Linked DNA regions of Homo sapiens: region 1 is linked to region 2. Evidence: chromatin loops called from intact Hi-C (ENCODE). Cell type or tissue: Calu3. All regions are shown on one strand. Each heading gives the region's core, and the rest is flanking DNA. Links, peaks and the distances in the headings are about the cores only.

The links. Peaks named below come from ENCODE experiments on the same cell type or tissue, not always from the same donor. Only the 100,000 strongest peaks of a DNase experiment are listed, where the experiment ranks them.
Region 1: it touches region 2 in a loop (11-fold over the local background); 87 of 110 quality-filtered maps call a loop at or near these places.

What each region holds. Positions count from the first base shown.
Region 1 is chr12:107,670,097-107,682,723 of GRCh38, reverse strand. No RefSeq gene overlaps it. Among named protein-coding and RNA genes, the nearest start is that of PWP1, 9.4 kb to the left of the region's middle. In Calu3, for the core only: no CTCF peak of the experiment used is centred there; a DNase peak (open chromatin) is centred at 6,283.
Region 2 is chr12:107,878,462-107,891,088 of GRCh38, reverse strand. It overlaps the pseudogene LOC390358 and the pseudogene LOC644746. Among named protein-coding and RNA genes, the nearest start is that of ASCL4, 110 kb to the right of the region's middle. In Calu3, for the core only: a CTCF peak has its summit at 5,819 (motif pointing right); a DNase peak (open chromatin) is centred at 5,808.

The DNA of each region.
Region 1 (12,627 bases), core at 2,722-10,721, 210 kb after region 2:
GAGCAGGCAGCAGCCACCCAAACTGCAGCTGTGGATCTGGGGCTCCCTGTGCTCTTGGTGGGAGTGGCGGGAGCAGGCAGGATCTGCCCTCCCAGGTGCAGCTGCAGCCGCCCGACCAGTGGCTGCAGACCTGGGCCTCCTGCTCCGCAGAGCAGGCAGGAGCTGGGGACAAGTGGGATCCCTGCCCCTCCCAAGTTGGCGGGGTGGGAACTCCCAGGGTGCAGCTGTGGCTGCCCTCTCAGGTGCAGGACTGGGCCATCTATATAGCCTGTGCCCTCAGGGGCCCGGGAAGGGCCCCCACAACTCTGTCACTCAGGGCTGTCTGCTTCTGCTGCCTGACTTCTCTCCTCTCTTGGAACCTGCTCAGATCTTGGAGCGGGCTTGGGGATGAGCGCCAGGGCCATGAATGGCATCAGGAGGCAAATAGATTCCTGGGCTGCGGTTCCCCAGTAAGGCCTGACCTTCAGACCAGGGAGGGCCTGAAAGCTGGGGGCCAGCTCCCAGTTCCGAGGTTGGGAGTAGGGACTCGTGGTACCTCTTCTGGGCTGCCAATGGCCACCCATGGACCAATCGGCATGTACTTCCTCCCCTCTGAGGTCCATAAAAGCCCGGTCTCAGCCAGAGCACGAGAGAGGATGGCCAGAGCAGGGCAGAGGACGCAGAGGATGTTGAGACTATGGGAGGATCAGCTGCAGAGAGCAGCTCTCCTCTGCTGATAGCTGGAGATGATACTACGACTTGCCAGCAGAGAGGAGCCACCCTCTCTAGGGCCTCCTGTCTGCTGACAGCTGAACACTCGATTGGCCGACCTACCTACAGAGAGGAGCTACCCACTGTGGGTCTTCTCTGAGCTGTTCTAACACTTAATAAAGTTTATCTTCAGCTTGTTCACCCTTCACTTGTCTGTGTTCCCCATTCGTCCTGGACTCAGGACAAGAACTCGGGCAAAGGTGCCACCTGCCACAGAGGTTTCTGGCCAGAAAATCGACACCTCAAAGATCCCATAACACCAGCTACTTGGGAGGCTGAGGTGGGAGGATTGTTTGAGACCAGGAGGTTGAGGCTGCAGTAAGCCATGATTGCATCACTGCACTCCAGCCTGGGTGACAGAGTGAGATCCTGTCTCAAAAAAGAAAAATAAAAAGTAAAAAAAAGAAAACCCTGAGTTGCAGGTTTGGTGCTCCCTTCTTGCAGAGTCCAATAACAAGAATGAGGTCTGGTATAAAAAAAGTAAACTTTGGCCGGGTGCAGTGGCTCACGCCTGTAATCCCAGCACTTTGGGAGGCCAAGGCCGGTGGATCACCTGAAGTCAGGAGTTTGAGAGCAGCCTGGTCAACACGGTGAAACCCTGTCTCTACTAAATACACAAAAACTAGCCAGGCGTGCTGGCACATGCCTGTAATCCCACCTACTTGGGAGGCTGAGGCAGGAGAATTGCTTGAACCTGGGAGGCGGAGGTTGCAGTGAGCCAAGATCGCACCATTGCTCTCCAGCCTGGGTGAAGAAGCAAGACTCTGTCTCAGAAAAAAAAGAAAAAAAAAAAGGACTTTTTATTCCAAAGCTAGCTAGCTTAAGGGAAGAAGTATAGGCTTCCTGCCTTAAGGTACCACTTCACTTCTGGGGCAGAAAGCTGGGGCTTTTAAAGGGGGATGTGGCATGAATGGCATGCATGGGAGGGGGCAGGCAAGTAGGGGCCAGGCAAGTAGGGGCCTATGTGACTTGCTTCAGTGCCTTAACTACCAGATGGTTGAGCTGGTGCTTCATGGGCAGAATTAAGTTGTAAAAATGGCGCTTGTCTCCAGATACTCTCCAGGTGAGAGAGTGTTTTGTAGGAGACACCCCATGGTTGTAAATTGACTGTTGTCTCTTGAGGCAGGCTCCTGGTGGGAGAAATTTCCACTCTGGAGCTTTTAAGCACATAGTTAGATAAGCTTGCCCTGTAGAGAGTATCTGGTGAAGGGAAGGTAAAACGTTATAATGGCATTTCTAAAGAGCTAAGTAGGAAGTGGGGAACAGGGGAAAAGGAGAAAAGAGAAAAGAATAATGAAATTTAAAAAATAACTCATTCTCTTAAAAAATGGGGGTGCCTGGTTACATTTCTGTCATCCAAGTTGGAGTGCAGTGGCATGATCATAACTCATTGCAGCCTCGAACTTAACCATTTTTAAGAGTATAGTTTAGTGGTAGTAAGTACTAAATTGCTGAGTTTTGAGGTCATCTTTTAATGCAGCAATAATAAAGCAGGTGAGAAATGTGCTGTATTTAGAATAGAGCGCATGAACTGATTTCTTAGCAGAGGCTGATGTATTAACCCCTGGCTAGGCTCACGTGGGCTCACCTTGTATACGGGAATGGGCTTAGGTTTGAGTATTTGACTCTAGGTCTTTTGCCCCCGTGGGTTGCCTTCTCATGAGCCAGCTTCTGCTCCATGATGGCCCAGTCCCTGTCAGGTTTGCTGTCACAACCAGCATGGTGCCTGGTGCAGGGTGGGCTCTTGATAAATCATAGTTGTTAAATGAGTGAATAAGTTAAATAACAGAAGGTAAGCTAGGACTCCAGTTATTTTGGGCTTGCTAAACTCAGCCTCTTTTACAGGACTTATTTCCGACATTCTGCCACTTCAGCCCAAGCTGTGAATTCCCTTTAAAAATGAAAATCCCATGGCAGCAGGTATGATTAATTCCTTATAATGAGAATTGAAAGAGATTGAGCTTAAGTAGCTCTGTTTCTAAGCCTGATTCTTAGGAACTGATGAACATATTTAAGTCAGAAAAGTCTCTTTGCCAGAGGCCAGAATAAATGTCGTTGGTGGCACGTTGGCTATTCTTAGTTAAGGGTCCCAGAGGATCGAATCCTGGGCCATGCCAGGCTCTTGTTATACCCTATAGCTCAGTGTCATCTGTACTGAGGCTCATAAACATTTTTTTCTAAATGGGCTTGAGTGCTGGGAAGGAAATGAAGCCTATGGTACCCTCCTCCCCCATTGCACGAGGCTCTGTTTCTTGCTCCTCCTCTAGCTGACCCTACAATATTAGCTGATAAGGAGTGGAAGGAATGATAGCTACCACTTACCAAGTGCTAGAGACTTATACCATGAATAGATTTGACAGTGACAAAATCAGGTGTACAAAAATGAAACTTGATTTTTCTAGAACTGAATTGGCATTTTCACAAGGACGAGAGCCGTGAGAGTCTTGTTACCACAGTATTGCCAACACCTGGCAGAGTGCCTGGCACAGCAAATGTCACTAAATATTCGTTGAATAAATGAATAATATTAGAGTTCTAAACTGAAGTTCAAATACATTAGGAAGGCTAGGCGTGGTGGCTCAAGCCTGTAATCCTGGCACTTTGGGAGGCCGAGGTGGGTAGATCACCTGAGGTCAAGAGTTTGAGACCAGGCTGGCCAGTGAAACCTTGTCTCTACTAAAAATACAAAAATTAACTGTGTGTGGTGGTATGCACTTGTAGTCCCAGCTACTTGGGAAGCTGAGGCAGGAGAATCACTTGAACCTGGAAGGCGGAGGTTGCAGTGAGCAGAGATCGATTGTGCCACTGCACTCCAGCCTGGGTGACAGAGCAAGACTCTGTCTCAAAAAAAAAAAAAAAAAAATCAGGAAACTTGCCCAGCGTCATAGAGTTAGCAATGGCAATATACTAACCCGACTCCTGAGATAGGATCCTGTCTGTCATGTGACACAAGTTTTCTGGTAGAGTTGTTCATCAATTCATTCATTCATTCGTTGGTCTGTCAGGACTCTATTGAATGCAATTGACAGCTAACCGACTCCATTTGCCTTGGGCAAGAAAGAGAATGTATATGCTTAGTAGCTCAAGAACCTACTGACATAAATAGCTTCAGACATAGCTGGATCTAGGGGCTGAAACCACTGTCATCAGGATTGGACCTCTCTTCTATATTTAGTTTCTGTCTTACAATCTGTTCACTTAACATTAAGCCATCAGGAGCTTCAGGCTTGATGCATCTTTACTACTTGCAACCTCGGCAGAAAAAGCACTTGCATTTCTCTCTACTTCTCTCTCATTTGCCTCTTCAGTTCTGGAATGATCACCAGTCACTGTGGTCAGGAGAAGGTGATGCTCTGCTCAGCAAAGCCTGAGCCTCATGCCCAGCCCTGGAGCCAGAGAGAGAATTAGCTGTACAGGGAACACAGAGTTGGCAGCAAGAATTCTCTGGAGGAAACTTGGGGTGCTGCTGTGAGGAGGCAAGAACTGTCACCCATGACATGCAACAATTGTTTTCTTTGCCATCTTTATGCAGGACAGTTTGGGAGACAGGGAGCTACAAAAATGAACATGACACAGCCCTTCCCTCTGAGGGCTCTGTATTCTAATATAGGATCAGAGGTTTATGGTCAAGGGAAAATTAAATAAGACATGCAAGCAAATGTGGTTGTGACAGCCTGATTGGTGACTGCTTCATCCTATTCACCGTCAAGTTGCTGGGTGACAGCTGAGGATTCTGACCATCTACCCTTTACCAGCAACTGCATTCCCTCAGTCCCCTCCTCCTTGATGCCACCACTATCACCACCTGTCAGAAAAACTCCTTTCCACAGACTTGGGTAGTTTTCTGCCCCCTCTAGCTTCTGTGTAACACCTCAGCGTTAAAGTGAAACTTCAACCCTATAAGCTTTCCAACTCAAGTTCTACCTTGGTTTTCTGCTCCAGTCTGTCTCCAGATGACCAGCTATGTGGTTCCAGGGTCACAATCCCAGAGGTGAGGCTATAGCAGTATGAATGAGGAGACAGGGAAGAGGGGTGACAGGGAGCCAGAAGATGCAGTCTTGCTGTGGGTGGTTGGTTAGGGAGGCACAGGGCGGTGGGTAGGGGCGTAGGATGATGAATGACATCATCTGACTTAGATTTCAGGTCATTCCAACTCCCGTGTGTGGAATGTGGGGGTGGGGATGGTGGGGTGGGCAGAGCGAATGTGGGGAGAACTATGAGGAGGTTATTGCAGTAATGAAGGGGCAGATGCCGGTGACTTGGACAAGAGTGTTGCCTGGCGGAATCAAGGGAAGTGGAGAAAGATGCCATCTCCTGATGGGAAGATCTGTCAAGAATTTGTGGCCACATTTAATCTACCACAGCTGAGGAGACTAACGAGAAGAAGGAGGTGACTGATCTAAGACCACACATCATCTAAGCGTCAAGATGGGGGACAGAGCCTGTGTTTTCCGTCTTCAGTCCTGTGTGGTTCCTTCCACACCCACGCCACCTCTTTTGGAAGGAAAGACAGAAATGCGTGCCCAGGGAAAAGTGAAAGGCTCCACCAAAGCCCTGGATATAATGAAATTAATCACATCCTTGCCATCGGAAACCCCACCTGATATGATGTGGCTGTGTCCCCACCCAAATCTCACCTTGAATTGTAGCTCCCATGATTCCCATGTGCTGTGGGAGGAACCTGGCGGGAGATAATTGAGATAATTGAATAATGGGGGTGGTTTCCCCCATACTGTTCTCATCATAGTGAATAAGTCTCATGAGATTTGATGATTTTATAAGGAGAAACCCCTTTCTCTTCATTCTCATTTTTGCTCTTGCCTGCTGCTCTGTTAGACGTGCCTTTCACCTTCCGCCGTGATTGTGAGGCCTCCCCAGCCACGTGGAACTGTGAGTCCACTAAACCTATTTTTCTTTATAAATTGCCCAGTCTCGGGTATGTCTTTATCAGCAGCATGATTCTGAGAGGACAGGGAAATGGACCAGACTGTTCATGAGAAGCAGAGGAAGGATGGGCTGGGCAAAGGTTTTGATCTCCCCATTTGTGATGCCAGAGGAGAAAGGAGGATCTGAGCATGGTTACTGCGCCCCTCGAGCCAGGCTTTGGCAGGCGTCAGTCACCATGTAGGGTCAGGCTGAGTGGACACCGGTCATATGTTTGTCTTCTCCACTAGATGGTCTTTTCCATCTTAGCATGCCCAGGGCCTGGGAGAGAGTACACGCCAAATAAATACTGGAAGAATAAATGGAAGATGACTTCTCAGACCTTGTTAAGGATGGGATGGTGTACTTGTTGCATGGCTGTGAGATTCATCACAGAAGCAAAGAATTTGTTGCCGGATGATAATTACAGCTCCTAAGTACTGCGTTTAGTGTTGAATTCCCATGCCTGGTATACAGAGTGGGTGCTGAGTAAATATTGAATGAATGAATGGTTGAGTGAAACTTCTCAATCCCTCACGTATGAGCCAGATTCATGCTCTTCAATAGAAAAAAAAATTAAATTCTTGGGAACCCAAGAATGCAGAAGTGTGGCTCCACCTAGTGGACACTCCAGGATTATGCCTGGAATTTTTTTTTTTTTTTTTTTTTTGAGAGTAGTTTAGCTCTTGTTGCCCAGGCTGGAGTGCAATGGCAGGATCTCAGCTCACTGCAACCTCTGCCTCCCGGGTTCAAGCGATTCTCCTGCCTCAGCCTCCCGAGTAGCTAGGATTACAGGCATGCGCCACCACACCCGGCTAATTTTGTATTTTTAGTAGAGACGGGGTTTCTCCATGTTGGTGAGGCTGGTCTTGAACTCCTGACTTCAGGTGATCTGCCTGCCTTGGCCTCCCAAAGTGCTGGGATGACAGGCTTGAGCCACCGCACCTGACCCTTTTTTTTTTTTTTTTTTTTTTTTTAAAACAGGGTCTGGCTCTGTCGTCCAGGCTGGAGTGCAGTCGTGTGATCCGCACTCACTGCAACCCTTTCCTCCTGGGCTCAAGAGCTCCTCCCACCTCAGCCTCCCGAGTAGCTGAGCCTACAGGTGCACACCAACATACCTGACTAATTTTTGTATATTTTGTAGAGACGGGTTTCCAACATGTTGCCCAGGCTAATCTTGAACTCCTGAGCTCAAGAATCTCCTGCCTCTGCCTTCCAAAGTGCTGGGATTACAGGCATGAGCCACCACACCTAGCCTATGCCTGGACCTTGAACATTTTTTTCCCACATGTTTTGTTCTGTGTCTTCTCCAGTTGTTCCTGCTTTACCCACTTTGCCACAGACCACCAAGTATGGCAGCGTGGCCCTGCAGGTGGGCAGAAGCCTATCTGGAGCCCTGAAATGGGCAAGAAGCTGTAGGGGGCAGAGTCGACTAGATGAGTTGGCTTAGAGCTGCCAATGCTATGCACAGGACATTGGACCAGGTGTGCTGAGGACTGTCAATAGTTTGCTGTGTGGCCCTGGGCAGCCCACTTTCTGTCTCTGAGCCTCACTTTTATTATCTAAGAAGGCGGAGGCTGAGATCAGACACAGCTGTGATGACTGAGCCCTTTCCTTGTGTCCTCAGGGCTAGTTCTCAGATTCCAACATAGCCTCGCTTGACTGGTGGGGACCATTAGGCTTTAGGTTAAAGTAGGGAGCCCAAGGCTTCACAGCTAATAAGGGTCAAAGCCTGGAATTGAACTTGGATCTGCTTGACTCCAATGCCTGAACCACTCTTTATAGACTTTCTGAAGCCTTTCTATGATTCTGCACATCTACTTGAGTCTGCCCCTCTCCTTATGAGAGGCTACATATGAAAATGGTAAGGGTGGTGGCCTCTGGAGCAGAACTTTCTCAGTTTGAATCCTTATTCTACTTACATACCTACTCCTGAGGTGTGTGACCTTGCGCAAGTCACTCAATCACTCTCCGTTTTGGTTTCCCCATCTGTAAAATAGGAAGATGACAACAAAATGTTGCTATAAAAGTTTACACATGGCACACACCTGTAATCCCAGCACTCTGGGAGGCCGAGGCAGGTGGATCGCCTGAGGTTGGGAGTATGAGACCAGCCTGGCCAACATGGTGAAACCCCGTCTCTACTAAAAATATAAAAATTAGCCGGGCGGGATGGCAGGCATCTGTAATTCCAGCTACTCAGGAGGCTGAAGCAGGAGAATCGCTTGAACCCAGGAGGCTGAGGTTGCAGTGAGCTGAGATTGCACCACTGCACTCCAGACTGGGTGACAGAGCGAGACTCCATCTCAAAATAATAATAATAATAATAATAAAAGTTTGAACACACGCACACATCACTTAGAATGCTACCCAACATATCCAGTTTTTATGTTTTAACTATACATAGTTATACGTATATGTATATAAACATGTAAGTACTTGTATGCTTTAACTATTATTTCCTGCCTCTGAACTTTTGTTGCTCCTTATGATATAGCCTCAAAAAGCTGTAAATTTTGATCTTTAATATTATTTCTAAGTAAGTATATTTATAGTTACAGAGACACACTGACAGGACCAAGGAAAAGAAAGCTTCCTTCAGGTTGTACCCTACTGTAAGGCAATCCTGTCTCTAGGGCACTGTGAATTAATACATAAATTGTATAAATATTGCAATTATATTGTGAATGGTACAAGTACATTGCATTCCATTGCTGGGGGGGGGGGTAAAAGGGATAATTTCTTATATGCAAATATTTATATATCTTATGTGCAAATATTTAAAATAAATAGAAATTTTTATAATCTTATTTTGGCCTCTTTTTGTACTTTTGTACTTTTTTTTTAGTAGATTCGGATTTCACCATGTTGGCCAGGCCGGTGTCAAGCTCCTGACCTCAAGTAATCCTCCTGCCTCGGCCTCCCAGAGTGCTGGGGTTACAGGTGTGAACCACCACACCCGACCTCTTTTTGCCCTTATAATTGGAGCCTCCAAAATGGATGTGACCTGGATTTCTCTTGACCTCCCAGAAGCCCTAATCTAGGCCAAAGTACCAGGATTGGAAGAAGCTAAAAACCCCAGAAATCCCTCTGAAGGGCCGAACTGTCAATACCTGAGCTCTGGTATCATAAGTTGCCCCGTGATGACACAGCCGAATGGGATTGGACTTGGCTCAATCTAGCTCATCCCAGAAGCTGTTCATGTTGCTTTTCCTGTGGTTGGAGAAACCATGGAGGAAGTGCTGGCCCCTATTCCTTCAATATTGCTGTGAATGTTCCTTTGCTTTGCAGTGAATGGAGGCTCAACCCCATCTCCCAGAACAGAGCTTCTTAACCTCAGCACTACTGACATTGGGACTGGAGAATTCTGGGTTGTAGAGACTGTCCCACACAGTGTAGGATGTCCAGCAGCATCCCTTGCCTCTGCCCAATAGTAGCAACCCATTGCCAGCTGTGACAACCAAACACGTCTCTAGACATTGCCAAATCTTCCCCAGTAGAGAACCACTGCCACAGAATAAATAGAAGGATTCATGAGGCAGGTAGTTTGCTAAACTTTGTCCAAGTAATGTGATTAGTCTCCCCTGGTCTGATACTTTAGCGAAGGCCGTGATGATGTTGTGTATAGTGGTAGTGGTGTTGGCGGGGAGAGGTTGGCCTTGTATTATCTGGATAATTGATCAGTCCTCCTTCATGCCATGTTGTAGACAGGACCACGGTCTCCTTTGGGTGAAAAGAAACACTTCTTTGTACTACTGAAAAAGTCATGTTTCATTAATATGATGACAGGGACATAACCTAAAGGCTGAAATCTTAGGAGTTTGGGGCATTCTGTAAAAATCGATTTCTTATTATTACTTTTATATTCTCAGAGGACATTTCTAAGGAAGACATTTCAAATTGTGACTTTTGCCCCCTAGATGTACCATTCAGAAGGCCCCCTTTAAGCTGTCTTAATGCATCTGGGCTGCTCTCACAAAAATGCCATAGACTGGGTGGCTTAAACAACAATTTATTTGTCATGGTTCTGGAGCTGGGAAGTCCAACATCAAGGCACCAGCAGATGAAGTATCTGGTGAGAGCCTGCTTCCTGGTTCATAGACTGCTGTCTTCTCACTGTGTCCTTACATGGCAGAAGGGGTGAGGGAGCTCTCTGGTGTCTCTTTTATAGGGGCACTAATCTCATTCATGTGGGCTACCCTGTCATGACTACGCATCTCCCAAACACCCTGTCTCTTAATACCATCACATTGATGATTATGAATTTTGGGGGAATACAGTCACTCAGTCTATAGCACAAGCCTTACAAAAACTTCCTTCTCTTGAATCCCTTTCTCTGCTCTTTCCCCTTAGTGGCCCATCTGTCCTACTTTGGGCACAAGCTGGTTTTGGCAAACCTCACACATGTGTATGTGCTTTTAGAAAAAGCCCTTAACCTTCTGTGTCATCATTCTCCAGAATGGAATGGTTTTTGTCTAATGATTGGTAAAGAAGCTATTCATAAAGTTGTCAGCAGAAACAGGTGGCTGGAAAGGATGATTGCTTGCACAGTGTTCTAAAGCTTTTTCACAGCGTTCCCCTGGTGAGAGACAGCAGGGTGAAAAAACATCTAATGGGTAAGGTAATTTAACAGAAATTCATAGCGGGTTTGAAAAACATCTCACACCTCTAGTGAGAGGAGAAATCATTGGCAATAGATGGGTGCACAAATGACTTTCAGAAAATGCCTCAGAGAACATGGAGTTCTTAAAATGACTTATTACAGATGAATACAAAGACATCTTAAGGATCTTACCTGAGTCCTGACCATATATATAGATGATCTTTTTTTTTTTTTTTTTTTTGAGAGTCTCGCTGTGTCATCCAGGCTGGAGTGCAGTGGTACGATCATGGCTCACTGCAGCCTCGACCTCTCAGGCTCAAGCAATCCTCCCCACTTCTCCCACTTCAGCTTCCCAAGTAGCTGGGACTACAGGTGTGCACCACCACACCCAGCTAATTTTTTATTCTTTTGTAGAGATGGGGTCTTACTATGTTATCCAGGCTTGTCCCAAACTCCTGGGTTGAAGTGATGCTCCCGCCTTGGCCTCCCAAAGGGCTAGGATTACAAGCATGAGGCACCATGCCTGGCCTAGATTGTCTTTTTTTTCAGGCATCATTTCAAGTATCCTCTGAGAGAGAGGAACAGAAGAACCTGATACCATTGCAGTGACCTGGGAGAACAGAGCAGTCCTTCTCAGACCTCAGTGTGCTCAGCACTGGGCCTCTGGTTAAAATGCAGATTCCATGTAGTAGGTCTGGAATCGAGGCTGACATTCTGCATTGCCAACAAACTCCCAATGATGCAGAAGCGACTGTCCGGCTCCACTTTGGAAAGCCAGGAAGTAGAGTACTTATTTGGGAAAAAGCTACAAATGCTCACACAGTTGGAGAAGCAGTGATCCAGCAGAGAAGTTACTTGACTTGCCCAAAGTTGCAAACAACAGTGAGAGTGAGTGAGATCTGTGGCTGGCGCTCCTGGTTCCTGAGCCCGTGTTCAAGTCTAGATTACGCTGTTTCCCTCATTCCAAGTACAAGGAGTAGCTGCTGCACTGTGACCTCCCCATTGGACAATGAAAGGATTTTACGCCCCACTTCAAGCTGCATCCTACCCAAATCTACCTAATGAGCCATTACCCTTCTTTAAAACAACTGTGTGACCAGACCACTTAGGAGTGTGGAGTGTGACCACTTAGGACTCCACACAATGAGCCAGAACCGTCCAACTCAAGGCTGGTGTTTCTGAAGGCTTGCACTGGGAGGAGCGCCCCCTGCCGCTCAGCCCTGAGTCCACAACCCCACCTGCACGTTGCTCAATGTCCTGACCTCCTGCTGTCTCAACATCAGAGCTATTTACCGATTTCCTCTCTTTGCTAAAACAACAACCACCACAACAACAAACTTCTCATGAACTGGGGTTTCTCAATCTGCCCTCGTACTTTTGCTCCCCAAGAATTCAGTGCTGTATGTACAGTGGGAAATGGAAACAATAGAACCATGTTTCAGCTGAAACTGGCACAGTTAAAAAAAAACACCAACCACGAAAAAACTAGAATGCCTACATAAGCTTGGGGATTTTTTCGTGCTTTATGCTTAAGACGCTTTTGAAAGGTTGCAGCTAAAAGTAAAATTTGTTTTGATAGCATTCTCAGCAACAGAAAGCAAATGAATCTCTTGTCCTCCCCATGGAAGTAAAAAGAAGGAGCCCAGTTGCTGCTCTGGAGAAAGTGGCCATGGAATTTACCTTCTCTGTCCTTAGAATGAAAGGCCTCAAAGCAGCCTTCGTTTGCAGGCTTTGCAGGACTTTGCTGATGTAAAAAGCCTTAGAAGCCGTTGAGTCTTTGAAGTCTTTCTTGGCTCTAACAGGAGGCTAAAAGCCAAGTCTCTCGAATTCGGCTTGTTCCCTGGGCCTGGAAAGAGACTGAAATCCATCTTGGTGGCCACCCAACCACACCTGCTCCACCACACCCTGCGATAACAGAGTGAGACCCGGAGGCCAGGAGATGCCTTTTGGGGGTGTGTCCTTGGTAAGTGAGGCGCATCACTGAGTGACTGTTTGGGGTGAAATCAGCCTTTAGGGAACATTTCTCAGATACTTTTCTTGCTTTACCAAACAAGGCTGAGCATCCAGGTTGGTGGGACCTCGGCCCAATAAAAGCCAAAAATCCGAGTTAGTGTATTAGTACAGAGAAAAACAAAGTGAGTATAAAGAAAAAAGTATTTAAAAAATCTGAGTTAGGAAAGGTGCAGGCTCAGATAAAAGACACAAAATGGGCCAGTCACATCTCCTTCTGGACCCAGTGCCCAGCTGAGCTTGACCATGACAATCAGTAACCGTGGACCTGCCTGCCAGAGGCGCCCGGCTGTCCTGGGGTGGTGGGTCCTCAGTGGCCGTCCGTCCCCACTCCTGCCACC
Region 2 (12,627 bases), core at 1,470-9,469:
TTTGCTCCTATAGGACATTTATAGACACTCTCTGCTGAAAACAACAGCCTCAGTGGAGAGCAGCAGACAGCCCTCAGTGTCCTGTGGACCTGACTTGAATCAATATTCTCTGTGTTCTTTTAATATGCAGAATCTCCTAGTAAAGGTGAACTCAATTAATGAATGACATACAGAGTTTCATTTTATTTTGTTTTTATTGATGCATAATGTACATAGTTTCAGAGTACATGTGATAATTTCACACATTCATATAATTTGTAAACATCGATCAGTATACTTGGGATATCCATCACCTTAAATATTTGTCTTTTCTTTATACTAGAACCATTTGAATTCTCTCTTCCAGCTATTTTTAAATGTATAATAGACTATCGCAAACTATAGTCACTCTATTGATCTATCTAATACTAGGTCTTATTTCTTCTGTAAAACCATGTTATTTGTTTATAGCCAATAATTACTGAGCCCACAACGGGGCTTTTTTTCCTGTTGCCTCTGTTCCATGTGCAACTGTCAACATATGGTTCACTCGCGGGGCCAAAACAGAGCTCACTGGGAAAACTCTTGGTCTAAATAACTTTATGGATGAATGAGAATTAAGCCATGGGCCTGTCCAGCTTTTCCTTTCCAGACAGAGAAAAAGAAGCTTTGAATGCTCTAGGGAAGGCCAAACCAGAGGCAAGAATAACAAATTCTTGACTTTTCTGTGGATACAGAGAAAATATGTGAGACTAGATATAAACAGGGTGTTATATAAATTAGGCAAAAATGGGCCCTGTATTGTACATCCAATGGAATAAAACTAGAAATCAACAGCAGAAGGAAAAATGGAAAATTCACAAATATGTGGAAATTAACACATTCTAAAGTGACTAATGGGCCAAAAAAGAATTTATAAGAAAAATTAGGCTGGACATGGTGGCTCACACCTGTAATCCCAGTACTTTGGGAGGCTGAGGAGGGCGGATCACGAGGTCAAGACATCAAGACCCTCCTGGCCAACATGGTGAAACCCCATCTCTACTAAAAATACAAAAAGTAGCCAGGTGTGGTGGTGCACACCTGTAGTCCCAGCTACTCAGGAGGCTGAGGCAGGAGAATCGCTTGAACCCAGGAGGCGGAGGTTGCAGTGAGCCAAGATCATACCACTGCACTCCAGCCTGGCAACAGAGTGAGACTCCGTCTCAAAAAAAAACAAAAAACAAAAAACAAAAGATATGGGATCCATCACTAAGGTAACAACAAGTAATGTTTGTAATGCCAGTATCCAGCAAAATCCCTGCTTTATGTAACCAGGGATTCACCCACAGTGCATTCAGAAGCACAGTGCTGGCTGAGAAGCACCTTCCCTTTCTCAAACTCAGTGTCCAGAATTCAAGTTCTGTAGACAGTTTGATCTCTCCTCGCTGGTGAACAGATTCTTTGCAAGCTCCTAGGTCTGATTCTGTGCTTGTTCCCAAATCTTCCTCCTAATAATAGCAACTGGAAGTGAACTGAGGGGAGCCCAAACTCTGAAGGTAAATCTCAGCATGTTCTTTCAGCTTCTGTTCCATATGCCCACATTGGACACTCTGCAGGTCATCAGAAATGACAAGGAGCTCATCAGCTGTGTCAACATCCAAGGTCATATCTACTGTGAAAGAAAAAAATCAGCCTCTCAGCAAGTGGGCAGTACACGTATTGCATTCAAACCCAATGCAGCCACCATTAATTCTATGACACATTGTAATAGACACTAGGAACAGAGAGAGATGCAGGAAGACTTAGCACATTCGAATGAGTCTGCGTTCAGGAATCTGGTAGGTATAGGCTGGCATGCTGACTTTAGCACATTACACAGGCAGCTGAGTTATGATAATTCACTTTAAATATACACATTCCACCAAATTGGGTTACAAAAATTACTCCGAGTTAAGTTGCGATATTGAATCGAGCATTATTTCCTTTAGTGCCTGCTACATGTGGTTAGCACATGATGTAGTGCTCTGGGCCAGAATTCACAACCAAATCTATATGTACAGGATCAATAACCACATGCACTTTTATCACTGTTTGCTGAGAGGCATTAGCCCTGGAATAAATTCATTGATCATAATGGTTGCCAAGACTCATTGTGGGTTGTTACAAATCACCAGACTGCTTCTAAATATTGCAGTCATGAGCCTCACAGCCAGAGAGAAGCTCAGATGCAGCTGATACCAGGCCCTTGCTATTCGGTGTGTGTGGGAACCAGCTGCAACAGCATCATCTGGGCACCTGGGAGAGAAATCTAGATTTGCAGACCAGCCTAGAGCTGCAGGATCAGAATCTGCATTTTAACAAGTCCCCCAGGTAATCTAATGCATAAAAGTTTGAAAAGCCATGATACAGCATAGTGTTCCCAATAGAAACATAATGCCAGCCACATGTGTAATATTAAAGTTTCTAGTAGCCACATTATCAAACATAAAAAGAAACAGGTGAATTAATTTTAATAATATTTTTATTTAACTTGATCAAACATATTCTCTTTCCATATGTGGCTGTAACCACATTTCAAGTTCTTAATGGTTACAGTGGCTATCATGTTGGACAGCACAGGTATAGGGCATGACCTAAACATTACGCATCCTTCAAAAAATCCAGGTGGTTCTAACCCATACTCAGGAGAGAGAACTAGTGTTGCTTAAAGAGCATAAGAACATTAGGTGCCAACATTTGGCGGGGCACGGTGGTTCACGCCTGTAATCCCAGCGCTTTGGGAGGCCAAGGCAGGCGGATCACAAGGTCAGGAGTTTGAGACCAGCCTGGCCAATATGGTGAAACCCTGTCTCTACTAAAAATACAAAAATTAGCCGGGAGTGGTGGCAGACACCTGTAGTCCCAGCTACTCGGGAGGCTGAGGCAAGAGAATCACTTGAACCTGGGAGGTGGAGGTTGTAGTGAGCCGAGATCGAGATCAGGCCACTTCACTCCAGCCTGGGAGACAGAGCGATACTCTGTCTCAAAAAAAAAAAAAAAAAATTAGGTGCCAAAATTCAGCTGACTCCTATATTTAATGGAGAGCATTTTTCACCGTTGGCTTTTCTGGGGCCTTCATGGGGAGGGCTCCAGATACCTAACCTTGGAACTTCGGCATCCTTGAGTTCAGGCATAGAATAGCTTTCAGCTGGGCTCCAGTTCTTTGATCTTGGAAATCAGCTTCCCCAGGTGGCAATTTGTCTTAATCTCATTCTTTTGAGAAACTATTGAGCAGAAAGTGCACAATAAACTCTCCTTTTGGGGTTCTGTCTTCAGTAAGTTGAAGCAGTGGGGGCAGCAGATGTAGCCACATTACAAGATGGATAGGACATCTGCTTGCTTCTTGAAAGTGTGCAGCCTTTGCTGCTGCTGCTAGGGTGAAACATACATAATAGTAATGGAGATCCAGGAGATGAAAGAACAGGGGCTATTTCATCTTCACATGCATAGAGATATCATGTACCATCCCTAGCACAAGGCAAAGGCTAAGGAATCTCTCTTTCATATATATATATAAACATATGCGAATGGCCCTGGTCTTCTGAATTTGAAATTCTAGTTGAAATAAAGGGTGTGATCTGTCACTTGGCTTAGAGTTGAGATTGTGAAAGGGAATGGAACTGGACTGTCTAATATAGGAGCTGCCAACCACATGTGGCTCTTGTCACCTGCAATGAGGCTTATCTACAGTGAGACATGCTTTGAGTGTGAAATCTGCCCAGGATTTTGAAGACATTATCAGAAAAATGTTTCATTAATAAGGTGAAAATTGATTTACATGTTAAAAATTATAATCCTTTGGATATTAAAATTAATTTATCTTGTTTCTTGTTACATTTTTTAACTTGGCTATCAGGAAATACATAGCTACATATATGAATTACATTATTTTGTCTGAGACATCCCTAGCCTAGACCCAGAGCCCCTCCAACTCTTCATCTGGTCCCACCTGGCTGGGCACAGACCCATAGCAGCAGCTGAAGGGTTAAGTCAATGGGGGAAACTCAAGTTATCATCTCCTAGAGTAGCCCAAGCTATGATTTGATTGAAAGAATCTGTCAGACTCCCAGCCTGTGTATTGAGAATCTAGTCCTGCCTTCAGCTTCTGGGCAGAGGATCCCGTGTCCCTAAGTGCTCCCACTGTGCCTGGCATTGAGTTGGCCTCAGATCATACTTGCAGCATTAATTACTTCATTCCCTGGATGTTGCTCTCTTATATTTGTCTTTTGTAGAAAGCTGAGAAGTGAGAAAGGAATAACACTGGACTCACTTCCACAAGATGCTTCTCTTGCTCCAGCTGCTTCTGAAATGAGCTGAGATGTGGAGTGGGACCCACCTATAAGGGGCTTTTTTATAGAAAGTCCTCCCTCCCACTTTATCCACATCCTGCCCCTTCTCTTTAACTCAATCAGTTATTGATTTAAATCTGGAATCAATGAGTTTTTTACTGAAGATATAGAGAAGCACCACGTGCAAAGGACAGCAATTTATCCTGCAAGTGGTTGTATTTTGATTAATATAGACATACCCTTTTTTCTGGATTAGCTTTTGAATATCATGTTTGCATATGACAAAATTTGGAATTTGGCCAGAAAACTTTCAAAGCCAAATATGAGGCATCACTATTAGCCCTTATGCAATGAATGGAGCTAGTTTCAAGTACTTTTTACTCACAAAGTAAAACCACCTCATATTTATTTAATTTATTTATTTTGTTAATTAGAGACAGAAATCTCACTATGCTGCCCAAGCTGGTCTCCAAATCCTGACCTCAAGTGATCCTCTTGCCTTGGCCTCCCAAAGTACTGGGATTACAGGCATGAGCTACTATGCCCAGCCTTCATATTTATTTTAGACCAAGGAAATTAATTCAACCTAATCTTAAGTCTTTCCTAAAGTCACCCTCACTAGACCATGGTTTCTTCAAATGGGCTTTTTCTTTATGCTTCTTATTTATTTATTTATTTATTTATTTATTTTTTGAGATGGAGTCTCACTCTGTCGCCCAGGCTGGAGAGCAATGGCGTGATCTCGGCTCACTGCAACATCCGCTTCCTTGGTTCAAGCAATTCCCCTGCCTCAGCCTCCTGAGTAGCTGGGACTACAGACACCCACCACCATGCCCGGCCAATTTTTGTATTTTTAGTAAAGACGGGGTTTCACCATGTTGGCCAGGCTGGTCTCGAACTCCTGACCTCATGATCCGCCCGCCTCAGCCTCCCAAAGTGCTGGGATTAAGATCTGTGTTTAGAAGTTTGATTTTAAAACAAACAGGAATAATAGCCCCAGATAATCAGGCTTTTCAAGTTTCTGGCGTTTTTTTTTCCTTTCCCTTTGTTAGTAACCATGTCAAAAGTAAAAGATATTTTTATAATCTTACTATTTTCCTTATATCACAAACTACATGAAATGAGATGGCTCTCTTTATTAAAATATAATTCAATAAAAGGTTTCCCTGTGGTTTTAGATCATTCAGTGGTGGGAGAGTTGAGAATGGGAGAATGAAAAACTGGGACTCAAGGGGCTGGGCTGGGGAAGAAATTAGATTATATATTTCACTGCTTGGATCTGGCCTGAGGGTGAGATGTCACAGCCTGGGCTGCTATCTGGATGCTGGGAGGGTCTCAGGGAGTGTTTCTGACCGGGGCATCTTTGTCCAGAGGAGAAGTTGACAAATGCCCACCCACAGGGCTTTTCTGTTGAACTGCATGGAGCAAAAGGAGCTCCTTGGTGTTCATCCAGTTTGCCATGTGGGGAACCCAGCAATGAGGGGATTTGAGGGAGCCTTTCTCGGGCAGTTTGTTCTAACAACCAGAAGATGGCGCCCGAGATTGAGGTCCGGTGCCCGGTCTGCCCTCAAGGAATATTCAATATAGACCATATTCTGGGCCATAAAACACACCTTCACATATTGAAAAGAATATAAATCATACAAAGGATGATTTCAGATCACAATAGATCAGAATAGCCATCTCTAGCAGAAAGACAGAAAATTTCAAAAATATTAAACAACACTCTTCTCTGAAAATGTTTAGAGATTTAGTAACACATGGGTCAAAGAAGTCGCAAGAGAAATTAAAGAATATTTGAGGCAGGATGTGGTGGCTGGCACCTATAACCTCAACTACTAGGGAGGCTGAGGTGGGAGAATAGCTTGACACTGGGAGTTCCAGACCAGCCTGGGCAACATAGTGAGACCCTGTCTCTAAAAAAAATTAATTAATTAATTAATAATAAATTTTATTTTTAAAACTTGGGTTTTACCAAAAATTTCACTTTTGCTTGGCTTCTTCCTTTTCCTCCTGCTCCTACCTTTCCCTCCACTAGTTTTTCTGAAACTTCATGAATTCTGGAGTCAGAGTCTGGGAAACTTACCTATGCCAGTCAGGACAGGTATACATATACTGGGATCTTCCTGATTCTGCTGAAAGTGTACTTTTCAGTCATAGAATATTGCATATATCCCCAGCACATTCACGTGGCTGGGAGGCAGGGCCTTTTCTAAGTCAGCTCACAATGCTGACACCTCAGACCCTTGACCATCTTCAATGATTCTTAAAAATGGGATATAAGGCCAGGAGCAGTGGCTCACACCTGTAATCCCAACATTTGGGGAGGTCAAGGTGGGCAGATTGCTTGAACCCAGGAGTTTGAGACCAGCGTGGGGAACATGGTGAAACCCCATTTCTATTTAAAAAAAAAAAAAGGAGAAATTAGCTGGGCATGATGGTGCACACCTGTAGTCCCAGCTGGGGCTAGAGGGAGGCGGAGGTGGAAGGATCACCTGCACCTGGGGAGGTCAAGGCTGCAGTTAGCTGACATCACACCACTGCACTCCAGCCTGGGTGACAGAGTGAGGCTCTTAAAAAAAAAGTATGTAAAGGTTGCCAATGGTTTAAAATGCAAAGAACACTTGAAAAGCCAGCACTAGTTTCAGTAGATCCCTCCTGCAGGGAACTGACTTGTGATAAGAGCATGACTGCCTGGCCCCCAGCATGCATCTCCAGAGTGACCAGAGCTGTGCCAGCCAGAGGAGCACAGCACTGAGGACCCCACAGGGATAACGGAAGGAGGAAGGATCGGCTGATCAGAGTCAGGTATTACCAGGAGTGCACTCGAGACAAAGCAGTACATTCTACAGTGGGGGAATTACCATTGTTAATGTAGACAATCTCATGTCCAAGACAATGTTAGCTACACGGAGCTGTGGTGGTGGAAAGTTGTTCAGTGCTGGATAAGACACAGGTATTTATCCACATTTGTTTTGTTCAAATACACACACAAACCCCTGCCCACCCCCCCACCCACACATTGCACTATGAATAAAAAGTGTTGCACCCCTATTATTTAGAAACTCACATAATCCATTTGGTTACAGCCAAATATTTATTTAACTTATAAACTCCATAATACATAAAGCCGAACTTACAGAAATAAAAGGTAAAGCATTTGGAAATTAAGAATACAAAACATATCATTAGGAAACAAAATATAAACACAAAACTCAACACGTTTGATGGTGACAATAATCAATATTTAAAACTCAGCTTCTATTCTAATGAATCTATGAAGTTAACTACATCATGGAATGGTCTATATTTTTCTGCTATGATTTTGTAAAATATGTATACCCAACAGAAACTTCCTAGGTCTACCCACCAAGTAATTTAATTTCCCGATCCTGTTTCTATGCAGTGGGGGTTTATTTGCCCTCCCCAGGATGGACTAGAGGATGGGCAGTGCCTGGATTTATCACAGGACAGACACTCAGGATACCCTGCTCTGGGAGAGTGGAAGGAGCAAAATATGGGCGCAGTGGCTCTTCAGGAAAAACTTTCGTGAATGTATAGATGTGGGATCCATCTCCAAGGTGGTAAAAGGAGATGTCTCCCATGCCTCTATCCAAAAATATCCCCACTCGCTCTAAATTGGGGTTCACCCAGAGGGGTGTTGGAGGGCTTGTGTTAGCAAAGTGGAAGCCCCCAGCCATCAAACTCACAATCCAGAATCCATCCTCTGTGGTCATTTGGATGTTCCCTTTGCGGTTGGCAGATTCTCTGCAGACTCCCAGATTCCATTATTTGCTTGTTCCTAGGTCCACCTCCCAGTAGTGGCGGCCAGAGGTGAAACCAGGGGAGCCCAGGACAGCACCTGCGAAGTTGAATCTCTCAGCACTGTTTGGCCGATTCTGATGGATCCTCCCACATCGGACGCTCCTGAGGTCTTCAGAAATGAGGAGGAGGTTGTGAGCCATGTCAACATCCAAGGTCACCTCCACTGCGAAAACAAAAACAAGTAGCTCAGCAAATGCACAGAAGCCAAGCCCATTTCACTCCTCTACTGCAAAGTCCCAAATATCTCATTGACTTTGGTTTCTGTCAATCTGCTTTTTTTCCTGAAGTCAGAGCTTTTCTCGAGGCAACTTCTCTGAATAGTTGAAATTCTCAGATATACTTGTTGTAATATGTGGCTCTTATTCATAGTAGAAGTTTTTATTTTACATTATGTCATGTGTTTGTTTATGTCATGTATTTCTTCTGCTTAAAGGGGAGGGTCTCAAGACAGACACCATGACCCTCTTTCTACAATACTGATGAGTGAAAAATGACTGATAGTTAAGACAATGCAAGTTAGCAATATTAAATGATATGTTTCTTTTTTCACATTTTATTGGTCCAATTTAAATAGTGTCTAGGGCATGAATCCAGGCTTTTGTTCTCCGTATTTGTAACCAATTAATTTTGTTCAGTTTTGACAGGAGACGGGATATCTCTGCAGCTGATAATGTGATGACAGAGGTCCCATGCCTGGACTTAAGAGAATCTAAGGCCAAGAGGAAGATAAGGACCTAGACGGAAGGATGCTCTTCATCCTATGGGGAAGTTGAGGCCTTAAGCAAGACAATATTAATGGGCTTAAATTTAAGAGATGAGATAAAAGGTATTTAAAAATTATTAGAATGAGCATTTTACAACATTGTGTATGCGGTTGAAAAGCGAAGTCACCAACTTTAGTGGAAGAGGAAGAAAGGAAGGGGTGGGATCTGGCCTAGGAAAATTTATTGTCTAGACCATTCTGGAAAAAAAAATCTATAGAACCTGTTATCCTTCAAGTCCAATGTACATTATTTGAATGATGGATACCTTAAAAGCCCTCACTTGACCACTGTGTAATCAATGCATGTAACCAAATTGCACATGTATCTCATAAATGTGTACACATTTCTTTTAAGTTTTGAGAATCCCTTGTCTAAGCCACGACATAGACACGGGTATATTTTGCTGGAGATCAAAAAATAAAACCAGGTGTTTCTACATGTTGTCAGGGCTGAGAATCACTGATGCCAGAGGAACATTTCAGTTTCAGGTGCCAGACATCAGCTAATTACCCTATGGTACGGAGAGCCAATTGCACGAATACTTTTTCCTCTTTTGGTAGTGGGAAGGGGCAGGGTATACAGATTCCTTACCTTGGAACTTCCGCATCCTTGGGTTCATCTTCAGAATCTTTTTCAGCTTGGGCTCCAGTTCCTTAATGTGCGAAACCAGCCTCCCCAGCTGCCGATTGAGCCTGATGTTGTTTTTCTGAGAAGCCTCCAGGCAGAAGGGACACAAGACACCTTCCCCTTGGGGCTCCTTCTGCAGTGAATTGGTGCAGCTGAGGCAGAAGACACATTCACACTCCAAGGACATTGGCTTTTCTAAGTAAACTGTGCAGATGGGACATCTGGTTGCTTCTTTTAAGAGTTCATCTGTGGTCACTGCCAGGCAAAAAAAAATACACAGGGAAGTGAATTTTCATGAAATGACAGCCTCTTAGTGTGTGACAAGTGACAACCTTTCCATGCATAGAGTTACTCTGCTCCAGCTTTATAGTCCTTAGAACAAGACCGTGAGTACAAACACTCCAGCACATGCCCATGTCTTCAGAGATTTGAAGTTCTATTGGGGAAGACAAGTCCCAAATGGTCCCTGTGCTTTGAGCTGAGTTGGAGGAAGAGTCGATTCTCCTGGTGACCCAGCAGCTGTGCCAGCAGATGAGCCTGAGCCCATGACACAGCGGCACCCATGTGAGGAGCAACGAGCTGGGGTCATTTCCTCTCCTCTGAGGGGAGCCCAAGCAAGAGATTCATTAATGAGAATAAGAACTACATCCTTCCTGCAGCCTTGGGACTGAATACCAAACTGACTGCCACCACTCCTACAGTGAGGGGATCCAGGGTGACTGATTTCAACTCCGAGGCAGCACTCAGACAGCCTTTGTTGAAAGCATTAATTACTAATTTCTTTCATTCATCCCCCTATGTTATAACCCCAATTCTAGACATCTGAGAAGGAAAAGCAAAGCACACAGATGTGGACTCACCTCTTCCGCTGAAATCTTTGTACGCCATCCTCTTCCACCAAGAGCTCAGGTATGGTGGGGAAAGGGCATAGGAGAGCCTTTTATTGGCAAGATTGCCCAACCCTCCATGATCACACCCTTCCACTCCCTCTAATCCTCCATGATCACACCCTGCCACCCCCTCTAACCTAATCAGGCGTTTATTTAATTATATCGGGAATGAGGTTTTTATTGGTGATAAATCTGCAGTCCACAATATTCTTAGTAAAACCCTTCATCCTGATAATATTTACCTTGAAAAAGAAGATAAGATTAAATTGCCATCACTTTAGATTAGATTAGACCTAACCTACTAATATTATAAGCCTATTTTAGGGATTATTCCAGCATTTTTTAGTAGCAATGGTTTTGCTGATATATACTATACACATCAAGCTTTGCTTAGAATCCTAAAATAGATTATCAGTGTGATTGCATTTGCAATTTTACAAAGTTCTATAAATTTATATACATCAGACTCAAAGGTAATAGGTGCATGCATCTCAATGAGAAAATTTTAGAGAGTTTTTATTTACTTCCATCTTTGGAAGTAAATTGTTCATCTTTTATCCTAAAAATTTTTGATAAATAGTAGGAATAATTTAAATTGTGAAAAATGACCATTAAACTCTGGGTATTAGGCACTTCATAGTGTTAGGATACAAGCCAGAGTTGAAGAACGGGGAATGTTTTCTCTGCTGCTTATGTTTTCAAGTAGAAATCATTAACAGTGAAGTAAATCGTACTTTTCTTTCCCTTGAACCAGCCTTGAGTCTTTTCTTTTTAATCCCCTTCTGTGTATAAAAATCCCCTACTGAGATATTTGTAGTTTCGTTTCAAAATTCAAATGATTCTAATATCATCTTGCTATTTTTCCCATCTCACATTTTATCACAGATTAAATAACTTTTCTCTTTCTATATACTTTTTTAAAGAGAGGCCTAGTTCTGGTCCTCTTTAAATATGATTCCTCATGGCATCAGATGACTCAGAGAGACTCAGATCTTGAGCAAAAGGAATAATGAATCTACAGATATCATGGAAGAGGCTAGGTTAATTTAAGTGATTAATGTCTACTTAATTTATAGAAGAACAGCTTCATTTTCAACTTTTAGATAACTATTTTTTTTTTAAACAAAGTGTCGCTCTATCGCCCAGGGACTGGAGTGCAGTGGCACCATCTCAGCTCACGGTAACCTCTGCCTCTCAGTTCAAGCAATTCTCATGCCTCAGCCTCCCAAGAAGCTGGGATTACAGGCGTGCACTACCACGCTTGGCTAATTTTTGCATTTTTGGTAGATCGGGGTTTTACCATGTTGCTCAGGCTGGTCTTGAACACCTGGCCTCATATGATCCACCAGCCTCGGCCTCCCAAAGTGCTGGGATTACAAGCATGAGCCACTGTGCCCAGACTCAAGTTTTAAATAACTTCAATAAATATAATCTTACTATTTCCCCCACTAAAAGTGTATCACATATTAAATGAATATTCTTTCATTCTTTGTATATATTTTTGAAAATACCTAATTTTGGAACTACTCAAATATGATTTATAATAGGATGAGATGAGCCTCAGTGATTCAGTGTCTAGACAAAGGAAATGAAGTCTCGGGAAATAAGATGTAGGATTGATGTCCAATGATTGGATCAAGTTGGATTTTGTTTATAAAGTGATCATTTTGTAGTTTATGTTTTGCTGGATTCTAGGTCATTCCTCACCCAAATATAAAGACAGGGTCCAGCCCTCCTATATTCTCTAAGGGGGAAAAAAAAACTGAAAAAGACACAATTCAAACTAAAACTTGCGAGTAGGATTCTGTGAGATCGGTGTGTAATTTCTCATGACAGAACAAAAAATGGTGGAAACAATTTATCTTGAGCTATAAAAAAGCTTATATAGGAAGCAGCCACTTAGTTGGGCTTTGAGTTTACGTAGGATTTTGTCAGCCAGCCAGGCCCATTTCTGAGCAGAAAGAAGGGCCGGTGGCTATCACAGGAGGCATGAAACGACTTAGGCTATTTATTGATCCTGTACATTTACCTTGTAGGGAATTTGGGAGTCCTGATGACCACGTTAATGAGCAAATGCTCAAGATTCCCACTAGATGTCAAGAAAACAATATTCTATAACCTGCAGCATAATGTATTTATCTGCAGTAGTCCCAGCAGGGGAATGAGAATGTCGTGTTGCAGAAGATGCCCGGTGGTGCACCCAGCATTGAGATGGTCATGGTTTGGTAAAAA